Regions from separate parts of the Mus musculus genome. Here regions 1 and 3 are each linked to region 2. Evidence: chromatin contacts called from ENCODE Hi-C or POLR2A ChIA-PET data. All regions are on one chromosome and are shown on one strand. Each heading gives the region's core, a stretch centred on a gene start or an enhancer-like site at or near the end of the contact. The rest is flanking DNA. Distances are from core to core; before and after follow the strand shown. Region 1 holds the start of Sec61a1 (Sec61 alpha 1 subunit (S. cerevisiae)). Region 2 holds the start of Abtb1 (ankyrin repeat and BTB (POZ) domain containing 1). Region 3 holds the start of Eefsec (eukaryotic elongation factor, selenocysteine-tRNA-specific).

Region 1 (3,392 bases), core at 295-2,794, 320 kb after region 2:
ACATAAGATGCTCCAATTTTTATTCCAGAACTTCGTTTTGTAAAATACAGATTTTGTGAGTATCAAACCAAGTGGAGGTCTGGAATCCATTACTATTTTAACTTCTTCATTGTCCTGAAGACTAAGACAATTCATGTTTATTGCATTTTAAAATACCATTGTCAGGGGTTCAGAGAGATGGCTCAGCGGTTAAGATCGCTTGCTTTTCTTCCAGAGGACCTGAGTTCAGTTCTCAATACCCATGACAGGTGGCTCCCTCTTCTACCTTCAAAGGGCACCTGTTATCATACTTACGTGAGCACAGAAACAATAAAAATAAATCTCAAAGAAATACTTAATCAAAACTTCATTTAGATTTTATTGTCTCTTTAGGCATCTGTCTCTAATATTTAATAATTAAATCTTTAAAATGTGTACATGCAAAAACACTGCACCTCTGTTTCAAAAACCTCACATTGTGGCCTGCTGTGGTGGCACATGCACGGCTAGTCCCAGCACTCAGAGCAGTCAGGTGGGATCTCTGTGAATCTGAAGCCAGCCTAGTCTACATAGTGGTATCGAGGGCTACCTAGAGACCTAGCTTAAAGAATCGAAAACAAAAACCTCACATTGTGCTAAGTATATTGACTTAGTGCTTTCCCCTAAACCCATCTATATTTGTGTACGCACATGCAACTTAATGCCAAATTAAATATAAATGTCCTATCAATGACATGGGGCTGGCTGTCTAGAATGTTTCTAAGGACGTGGCCACAGCAAACCTCTCCGTTGAAGTCAGGACTTGGCTGCATGAAACTCAGCACTCAGGGTGCACAGCAAGAAGTCGATTTCAGACAGCACACAGCACTGAGATCAGAGATCCCACTAAAGAGTAAGTTTCATGTTGCCCCACCTTGCCCAGTCCCCTTCGCACACCCTTTCCTCCAGCCCAGATGTATTCTTTTCCCTGAAGATATGGGGCTGCAAGGCTTGGCTCGGTTTCTTCATCTCTCCTAACTCTCCAGTTCCAAAGGCCTTCTTGGAATGCGCTGCGCCAAAGCCCACCCAGAGCCGCCAGACCCGGCCTTTGCCGAACGTCCTCAAATGCATGAGCTCAGACATCCTTGGAGGCAGCCTACAGCACCCAGGAGGGTATTGTAGGGTAGGGTAAGCCATGCAGGGTAGGATTCAGCACACTGCTGCTCTGTCGTGCGTGACGAGCAGCAGCTGAGGCCTACTGGGTCGCGACATGCTATCACTGGTACTGAGGGCCACCGACACGGAAAGCCGAATCGCCTGCTTCGTAGGGCCAACACCACCACGAAGCGTCCACTAGTAACAAGGGCTGATTTGGCCCTCACTTCCGGGAGAGTCTGCGCAGCTGCACACGCCCAGTTCCGGTGTGGCCCGACAGTCGTCTTCCCGACAGCCTCTCTGCTCCTGCTGCATGCCGGGAGTTGTGGTCTTGGCGCAGGCGGCGCGGCGGGCGCGCGTGGCAGGAAGCGGAAGCGGCCGGTGGCCCATCCCCGGCCCCGCCTCGCCGCGCCGCTCGCCGCCGGGCTATCACTGACGTGTCTCTCGGTCGAGGAAGCGCGCTCCGGAGCTAGCAGCGCCTCCTCACTCGAAGTGGAGCGCAGTCGGGGCCGGGCGTGTAGTCGGATCAGCCGCCGCCATGGCGAGTGAGTTTCCTGGGGGCCACCCCGGCGCAGCCAGGATGCGTCGCCTTTCCCCGTTTGGGCGCTCGCCCGCCGTGCTTCCCGATCCTGGCGGAACGCGGCCTGCCTGGGGGACTCGTTCCCGCGCCCCTAGACCGAGCCTTCTGGGTCCCCGCACGCCCACGCCCGGCTCTCATCGTGCCGGGCTCCCTCAGGTGCCCTCAAGTTACTCCGTACCTAACTCCTTCTCTTTCTGTTTCTTCCATCAAAGTCAAATTTCTGGAAGTCATCAAGCCATTCTGTGTCATCTTGCCGGAAATTCAGAAGCCAGAGAGAAAGGTAAGTCCCCAGATGGTGGTCAAAGAAGACTTGCAAAATTGGGCGCTGGGAGTTTACAGTACAATTAAAAATGGCCTCAGCACACCGAGTGAAAACTGCCCCTCTGGAGTGTAGCTGTGTGTGCTGGGATACTCACGGGAGCCGTTGAAAGGTGACCCGGTTGTGTGGGAATTCTCCCAACACCTTGTCTCGTTAGGAGCATCTTTAGTGGATAGTGGTTAACAAAGCCTCAGGTTTGCCTAGTCCGAAAGTGGGTCTGAGCAGTGATTGATTAAGACCTCAGTTAGGATCCCAGATTGAGTTACCCTCCGTTCTTCACCTCCAGCAGGAGCAGATGATGGGGTGTTTGTTTCGTGTGGGAGGTGACTTCGGTATCTGGTTTCCAAAGGAAAAATCGAGTCGTGTAATCGATATGAACGTGTTTGTGGTTTTTATTTGAATGTATGCTGCCCCAGCATCGAGTTTACATGCACTAGTGAAGTCTGCTGCCATTGACAGCAGGTGCTCTAAAACAAGGAAGGAGAGAACTGTAGCACCTTAATGCTTAATGTGAATCTTAATCAGAATTTCTGTGGCAGGCAGCTTCGGCCCAAGAATAAATGTTCCTAGTGTGAGAGTGCCCGGTGAAGGAAAGTCCAGGCCCATGGGCTCAGAAAACAGTAAATCTACTTTGTGTTCCTGGTTTGGTTTTTGGTGTTTTTTTTGGTTTTGGTTTTGGGGTTTTTTTTGTTTTGTTTTGTTTTTTTTGGTATTTTGGGTTTTTTTTTTTTTTTCAGACTGTCATATATTCACATCTGGCATTTGTAGTTGGCATTCACATGGATACTTTGTGCTTCTAATTTAGTTTTTACTTTCCATAGTTCTATGCAAATGCCTTGCAGTACCCTTGCTGCCTTTGCCAGGATGATGTTCAGAACTTTATCTGTTCCACCTCAGTGCAGAGATTCTGGCTCGAGGGCCAAGAAACCCAAGTCCCACGCTTTACATTCTTTCTTCATAGACCTGTGACCTTGGCCTGGCAGAACAAGGGAGATGGGAAATATATAATATAGTGCCTGTGGATGGTAGGTAGGTTGTAAATGTAAAGGTTCCGGTGAGTCAGGTGGGCAGATAAGTGGCCTTGGCAGTAGGGGAGGGGCCTGGAGTGTGACTTGGGAGCCGTGCAGGAAAGGGGGCAAATCATGGTACTGAATGAGTGTGAGTTTGCAGCTGCTTCAGAGGCAGATGATTTAGGACTTAGATGAAAAGCTTTGGATGTTTTGCTTTTAAATTGACCAGGAGACGAGGCTTGCTCATTTAAAGTAGTCTTGAAAAATGTGTATCCTTTTTGTTTTCTAACAGTTTCATTACCTGGGCTGGGAAAGTGGCTAGCGGCAGGCATGAGGCCCTGTGTCTGGTGTCCATCATCAGCACAGTAGA
Region 2 (3,017 bases), core at 237-2,736:
TGTACCAACTCAGTTGTGCTCAGTGCCACCATCTACCCTCTCTGAGCCTGGTCTTCGAGGAGATACACAGTGAGGGGGAGTTAAGTCTCACCAAGGGATCCCTCCTCTCCTCCAGCTCTTCCTAACCCCAGTGCCCCATTCTGCAAGGCTTGAGAGCAGCTGCTCCCCTCAGTCCTAGAAGCCAAAGGCTCCTGCAACCTGCACAAGAGAAAGGGGGCAGGCCCTGCACATTCTGCCCTATCTCGTATGCTTTGAGTGGGCTGTCTCATGTATAATGCGCTGTTGGAAGGGATCAAGTGACACCAAGGGGGTCACAGGGTTTACCTGCAGAGGTTTAGGTTTGAGTTGCAGGCACTTGTATCCTGGGCCCCAAGGGAGTAGTACCCTGGGGGCTTGGCGTGGCCAACCACTGTGCGCGCCTAGCGCTCTCTCCTGCTGCTGCAGTCGCACGGTGAGGAGCTGCGCTTCGTGGAGAACGGCTGCCACGACAATCCCACGCTGGACGTGGCCAGCGACAGCCAGTCGGAGATGCAGGAGAAGCAGCCCAGCCTGAACGGTGGGGCCATCAACGGCCCGAGCAGCTGGAGCGCGCTCATGGGCAGCAAACGCGACCCTGAGGACTCGGACGTGTTCGAGGAGGACACTCACCTGTGAGCGCCGGGCCACGGGCGCGAGACTGCCCGACGCCACGGCCCCGCGCCCCTCCCGGTCCTCCACGCGGACCACTATGCTTCCCCACCGCAGCAGGCGACCGCGGCGCAGCTCCCACCCCGCCCTGCCCGGCCCCGAGCGCTTGCCCGAGGCCAGCGCGCTCCCCGCGCCAGGACTCCATTAAAGCCGCTAAGACGCGCGGGCCGCTCCGCCTCCACGCCTGTTTTTTGCCTTCCGAGGGCTGCACTCCGGGGAGTGGGTGGGATGGGCCTGGAGGAGTAGGTGGGGCAAGGGAGGCTGGCTGGGCGTGGCCAAGGACGGGTGGGCTGGGAATTTCATGGAGTTTGTGGGCGTGGTTAGGGATATGTGGGCGGAGGGTAGGGAGTATAAGGTCATCTGGGTGGAACCAGGCCGGGTGGGCTGAGCCTGAAGTAGGCTGGGAAAAGTCCTGGTGGGCGAGGCCTCGGCCTGATGTGCGGGACCTGAACCGAGCTAGACTCAGGACTGACAAGCGTTCCAAGCCTGTGGGAGGTGCTGTTTTCAGAACGGATCCCAAGAAATGTGGGCGGGGCCTGCAGCGAACTGCTCTTCCGGTGAAGCTCTTCTGAGGAGGCGGGGTCTTGGTAGTGAGCTATTCTTCGGGCGAGTGGGCGGAACCTGGGGGAATTGAGTTGTCCTCTAGACGGGTGGGCGGGGTGAAGGCTAGAAGTCCCCAGAGGCTAAGTGGGCGTGGTTAAGGTTACTGGGTGCGGCCTTGGGGAGCGGCCTTCTGGATGCGAGGGCGGGGTTCGGGCCGGACGGTCCTCCGGGCGGCAGGCGCCGCTGCGGAGTCGCAGGCGGGCATAGCTAGGCCGTGCCGCGAGGGGCGGGGCGGTGAGTGTTTACATCCGGCCGGGCACAGACGACTCCCGAGATCACTCGGCCGGGGGTCCAGTCTCTTTCGCCATGGATACCAGCGACTTGTTTGCCAGCTGCAGGAAAGGGGACGTGGGCCGTGTGCGGTGAGAACCTGAAGTGCAGGAGGCGGGCAGGCGTCCGCAGGGCTTATCGGGCACGGGTGTGGGGTTGGGCGCCGTGGGGCTCCCGAAGCTGACCGAGTCAGGGAGATCGGGCTCTAGGTCCCTTACTTAGCTCGGTGCAGGGAAACGACTCCTCTCCGTGGAGGTTCCAAGAGGCGCAGGCGCCGCTGGTGCAGCCAGTTACCAGCCTGGCGCCGAGACCGTGATCTCCGTGGGCAGGCAGGGAAGAGAAGGATCCTGACCCTTTTCTTTGATAGACTCCTTTCTCCCATGGCCCTTCCTTCCAAGTCCCCTGGTCCTCAACAGATGTGACCAAGCTGCAGCTCTCTCCGACACCAGATGCCACCTCAGAGTTAATGATCCGTCCCTCAATTTGAATGCAGCTCTGAGAGTTCAGGTCTTGCCTCAGATAGCCTCCTTGGGCTGCCATGTCCCAGTGATCGCTTTCTGGTTCATGACCTCTTCTCCTCAACATTTTATCAATTGTTTTTTCCACTTCTTCCATAGATCTGTTCTGTTCCCCTCCTTCCCCGCCCCCAGTGCCTGCATCAGCTTTCTTCTGACTTCCCTGCCATTGGCTCCCCAGGCTGAATTAGGGGCCCCATCACCTTCTCTCTCCCAGATATTAAAAGACCAAATTCTCAGCCTTCTGAACCTGGGGCTTGGCCTCTGTCCATGAAGCCATCACCCAACTCACAGTTGCAGACCCTTGCAGACCTGTGTAGTCCCAGGCCTTACCCTTCTCAGAGGCATTCCCTAGCCCAGAGAGATGTGGCCTCCTTCCCCTTCCTGGTTGTCTCTCTCCCAGATGAGAAGCAATTCTGACCCAGGCTTTGAACTTCCTGCCCAGGTACCTGCTGGAGCAGCGAGACGTGGAGGTGAACGTGCGGGATAAGTGGGACAGCACCCCTTTGTGAGTGTGAGCGGTGGGGTAGCTGGGTGGGCAGGGTGGGCCTACCCTACTGACAGCTTCCCCCTTTCCTAGGTACTATGCCTGCCTCTGTGGGCATGAGGAGTTGGTGCGCTACCTGTTGGCTAATGGTGAGAGAGGGTCAGGGTCTGCCTGTAAGCTCTGAGACCTTGCTCCATGTTTGTATGCACCCTTGATTTCTTGTTAACTCCCTAAAGTCAACACATAGTACTCTCTAACCCTCTATCCACTTTCTCACGTTACCCTTGACACCCAGGCCAGTTCTGGGGCTGTCTCCTGTACTGTACCACCATTGGTCTGCTAAACTGACTCTCTGATCTCCATATTTGCAGGCAGGAGGATCTTTCCACAGCAAAGCTGATGGGAGTGTTTGGGATAAAAGCACGTGGGCATGGTTGCCCACACCTGCAATTAAA
Region 3 (3,239 bases), core at 733-3,232, 400 kb after region 2:
CCAGAGGCAAACTGCCCAGTAGGAGTCAGTGAGCTTTAAGCTTGGAAACTGCCGCCATCTTCATGAGACCATCTGTGCCAAAGTTCCAGAGTTCATCATGGTCAGGCCTGTGGACCGATGACATTCCCTCCTAGGAGGAAGACCTCAGCTGGGTCACTGGATCCTCACCTGAGTGTCTGGCCCCTCCTCCTAGCCATGGTATTCAATCCAGCCCTAATTGTACGTTGGCCTCAGGACGTCAGGGAGGAGGTAGAGTATATAGGTTAGTGTAGATTAGGAGGAAGAAAGAGGGGAAGCCATAGTTTATGCTATGAGAAAACTTTCCAGTGCAGCTGCTCTGTGGTCGTCAACACTCCTTACCTCTCACCCATGTTTATAAGTAAGCCGGATAAACTCAATCCTAAGAAGAATTGTTGTCGTACTGCCTTTTTGGTTTGTCCTTGGAACCTTAGGAAGAGTGGGTAGATGTCATTTGCTACTCCCCTCAGGAGGGAATTTTTTATCAACAAAGGCTAAAATATTTGTCAGCACTCTGAAGTCAGGCTTTATGTTAGGCTGCATCATTGTGATGAAACAGCTACACAGACAAAGAGAGAAAGAGACTTTAGTTTGACTTCATGGTTTTAGAGATTTCAGTGCATGGTCTCTTGGGCTTGATCCCCCTAGCCTGTGGCAGCACAGCAGTATATTGTCCTGGTGACAGCAGAACGGAGCAGCCTGACTGAACTACTCATTTCATGGTGGACAGGAAGCGACTACTGCCTTCTGCTAAGCTTCATCTCATAAGACAGACCACCAGCTGGGGCCCAAGCATTTAGCACACAAGCCCGTGTAAACCAATTCACTTGCAAACCGCAACCCCTCCTGCCCTAGAAAAAGGAAGGCTGGGAATGTTGGGCCAGCAAGCCCCACCCCCTTTACATGAGAGCAGTGCCATTCAGCTCTCCAGTGCCATTCCTCCCCTGTGAGGCCCCAAGTCCCTTCTTTTCCTAGGCTTTTATCCTTTGCCAGAGCAACCACTTAGGCTTGTGACCTCTTTCATGGTTCTAGGCACCTTTCAATGCCTGAAGGGGGTTACAGAGGCTGGTTGGTATAGCACTCACGACACATTCAAGTTCATACACAACAGTTAAGTTGCAGCTCCTCATGGCAGCCTAGACTTCAAAGTGAGGTTTTTGTCCCGTCCCCACCCCCACCTCCCCTCCCCTGAATCAACGAGGACCTCTTCCTCTTTTCACAGTGCTTCCAGGTTTCTGATGGTCAATTCTCAGTCTGCACTGGACGTCTAGTGACAGTCCTTGAGGGTATCTTCCTCACTAGGCTCCCCGCCTTCCCATCTCTGTCCTTTCCAGATAGTCTGGCTTGGCAACTGGTCTTGGGTTTTACTTACTCCTGTTTTCACAGCAAATAATGTCGATCACCACATCCCAGTAAAGTGTATACAGTCTGCACTTAATAAAGGCTGACAGCCGGGCGGTGGTGGCGCACTTGGGAGGCAGAGACAGGCGGATTTCTGAGTTCAAGGCCAGCCTGGTCTACAAAGTGAGTTCCAGGACAGCCAAGACTATACAGAGAAACCCTGTCTTGAAAAAAACAAAAAACAAACAAACAAACAAACAAAAAAATAAAGGCTGACAGAAATGAATGGACGGATGGATGAGTGTGTATGGAGGGATAGAGGAAGGGATGTGTGGATGGACTGGGTGAGTGGAATGATGAAAGGAGGGAGGGAAGGAAGAATGGATGGATAGATGGTGAGATGGATGGATGGATGCATGGATGGATGAATGGATGGAAGGAGGAATCCCTAATCTCAGACTGGCGAGACTTTGTGGCGTGGGGAGCCGGATGACAGCAAACCCAGGTAGCAGGCCGGCTCTTGTCCCGCCCTGTGTGCGCTCTGCCATAGGGCTGTGGGCGCCCGAGGGCGGAAGCTTCCGTGCCGGAACCGGTGCGCTCAGCGCGGGTTGCGGGGGGGTGCGGCTTAGCAGGCGGACCGCGGGGCTGGCGCTCAGGCGACGGCGTGAGAGGCAGCGGCGGGATGGCCGGCCGGCGGGTAAATGTGAATGTGGGCGTGCTGGGTCACATCGACAGTGGCAAAACAGCGCTGGCGCGCGCGCTGAGCACCACGGCCTCCACTGCTGCCTTCGACAAGCAGCCGCAGAGCCGCGAGCGCGGCATAACGCTCGACCTGGGCTTCTCCTGTTTTGTCGTGCCGCTGCCGGGGGCAGAACCCGGTTCTAGCGACACGCTGCTGCAGGTCACACTGGTCGACTGCCCCGGGCACGCCTCCCTCATCCGGACCATCATTGGCGGTGAGCGCGGGCCGGGGCGGGAGCCGGGCTCGGGGTCCGAGCTCGCGGGATGGATGGCGGCCTGACAGCCTAGGCCTGGCCACCAGCCCGGAAGGCTTGTGGTCTCGAACTCACAGCCCGCAGACGCGGACACAGTTCTCACCTTCACTGCCGTGCACCGAGATGCTTTCCTAGAAAAATGATCCAAAGAAACAAACCCTGCAAAAAGGGTGTATACAAGTTTCAAAAAAAAAAAAAAAAAAAGTCACCACGTACCTGTCCTTTGGTCTCCTGGTTCTCTGTCCCAAACACTGCTCTCAGTTTCCTGTGTGTATGGATGGTTTCAGGAAACATACACAGAAACGCAGACAAGGTGCAGAAATGAAAGATCCTGTTTTTTTCCTTCTGTTGTACTACTTGTGGTCGGTTGGGGTAGTGGGTAGAGCCTAGTGCCTTGATAAGAGGCAAGTGCTCTAGGCTCTCTCAGGATCTCATCCCCCAGTCCCCTTTATACACAAACCATCACTGTCTGGAGACTATATCTACACATAAAGTTCCTTTGTACTTTTATACCAACATTTTCTTGACTGACCCTCGTGACTTTCCCAGAGTTGGCTGCTATTCATAATGCAGTGAATAACTCTAGCCCAGAAGGTTTTGGGATGTGCACTAGTGTAACAGGATAAGTTATGTGTGAACTAGCTAAGGCAAAGGGCCTGCGTGTTTTCAGTCATGATGGGCACTGCTAAAATCTGCTTCTAGGATCTGTACCACTTAATTAGTCTTTAATTACAGGCCACTTAGGAATAGGCCATTATAAATAAAAGGTCTTGTAACCTCCCTTCCTTGCTCAGCGTGACCCCTCCCATTCGTCTACAGGAAACTGTTGCTATGTCTTTTTAAATTCCTTTTGCAAACCCATTTAACTACACTTAAATCTAAGAA

The links. Hi-C counts contacts between places; a loop is a spot of excess contacts on that map. ChIA-PET counts read pairs that join two places held with the same protein, here RNA polymerase II (POLR2A).
Region 1: a map of left cerebral cortex shows a loop between it and region 2 (9-fold over the local background). The contact joins the promoter of Sec61a1 here to the promoter of Abtb1 in region 2. A Hi-C loop is called at or near these places in 1 of 37 maps with a recorded cell type or tissue (left cerebral cortex). POLR2A ChIA-PET finds 5 or more read pairs at or near these places in 4 of 5 experiments (Patski and embryonic stem cell).
Region 3: a map of regulatory T cell shows a loop between it and region 2 (4-fold over the local background). The contact joins the promoter of Eefsec here to the promoter of Abtb1 in region 2. A Hi-C loop is called at or near these places in 2 of 37 maps with a recorded cell type or tissue (T-helper 17 cell and regulatory T cell).

What each region holds. Positions count from the first base shown.
Region 1 is chr6:88,516,952-88,520,343 of GRCm38, reverse strand. It overlaps Sec61a1 (Sec61 alpha 1 subunit (S. cerevisiae)), which reads left to right and starts at 1,544. Exons shown (of 12, transcript NM_016906.4): 1 at 1,544-1,658; 2 at 1,906-1,973. The coding sequence starts at 1,652.
Region 2 is chr6:88,840,404-88,843,420 of GRCm38, reverse strand. Abtb1 (ankyrin repeat and BTB (POZ) domain containing 1) reads left to right here and starts at 1,486. Exons shown (of 12, transcript NM_030251.3): 1 at 1,486-1,652; 2 at 2,521-2,583; 3 at 2,656-2,711. The coding sequence starts at 1,597. Podxl2 (podocalyxin-like 2) reads left to right here. Exons shown (of 8, transcript NM_001347327.2): 8 at 445-864. The coding sequence ends at 654. It overlaps Gm15612 (predicted gene 15612), which reads right to left and starts at 567. Exons shown (of 3, transcript NR_045880.1): 1 at 325-567.
Region 3 is chr6:88,445,282-88,448,520 of GRCm38, reverse strand. It overlaps Eefsec (eukaryotic elongation factor, selenocysteine-tRNA-specific), which reads left to right and starts at 1,982. Exons shown (of 7, transcript NM_023060.3): 1 at 1,982-2,315. The coding sequence starts at 2,042.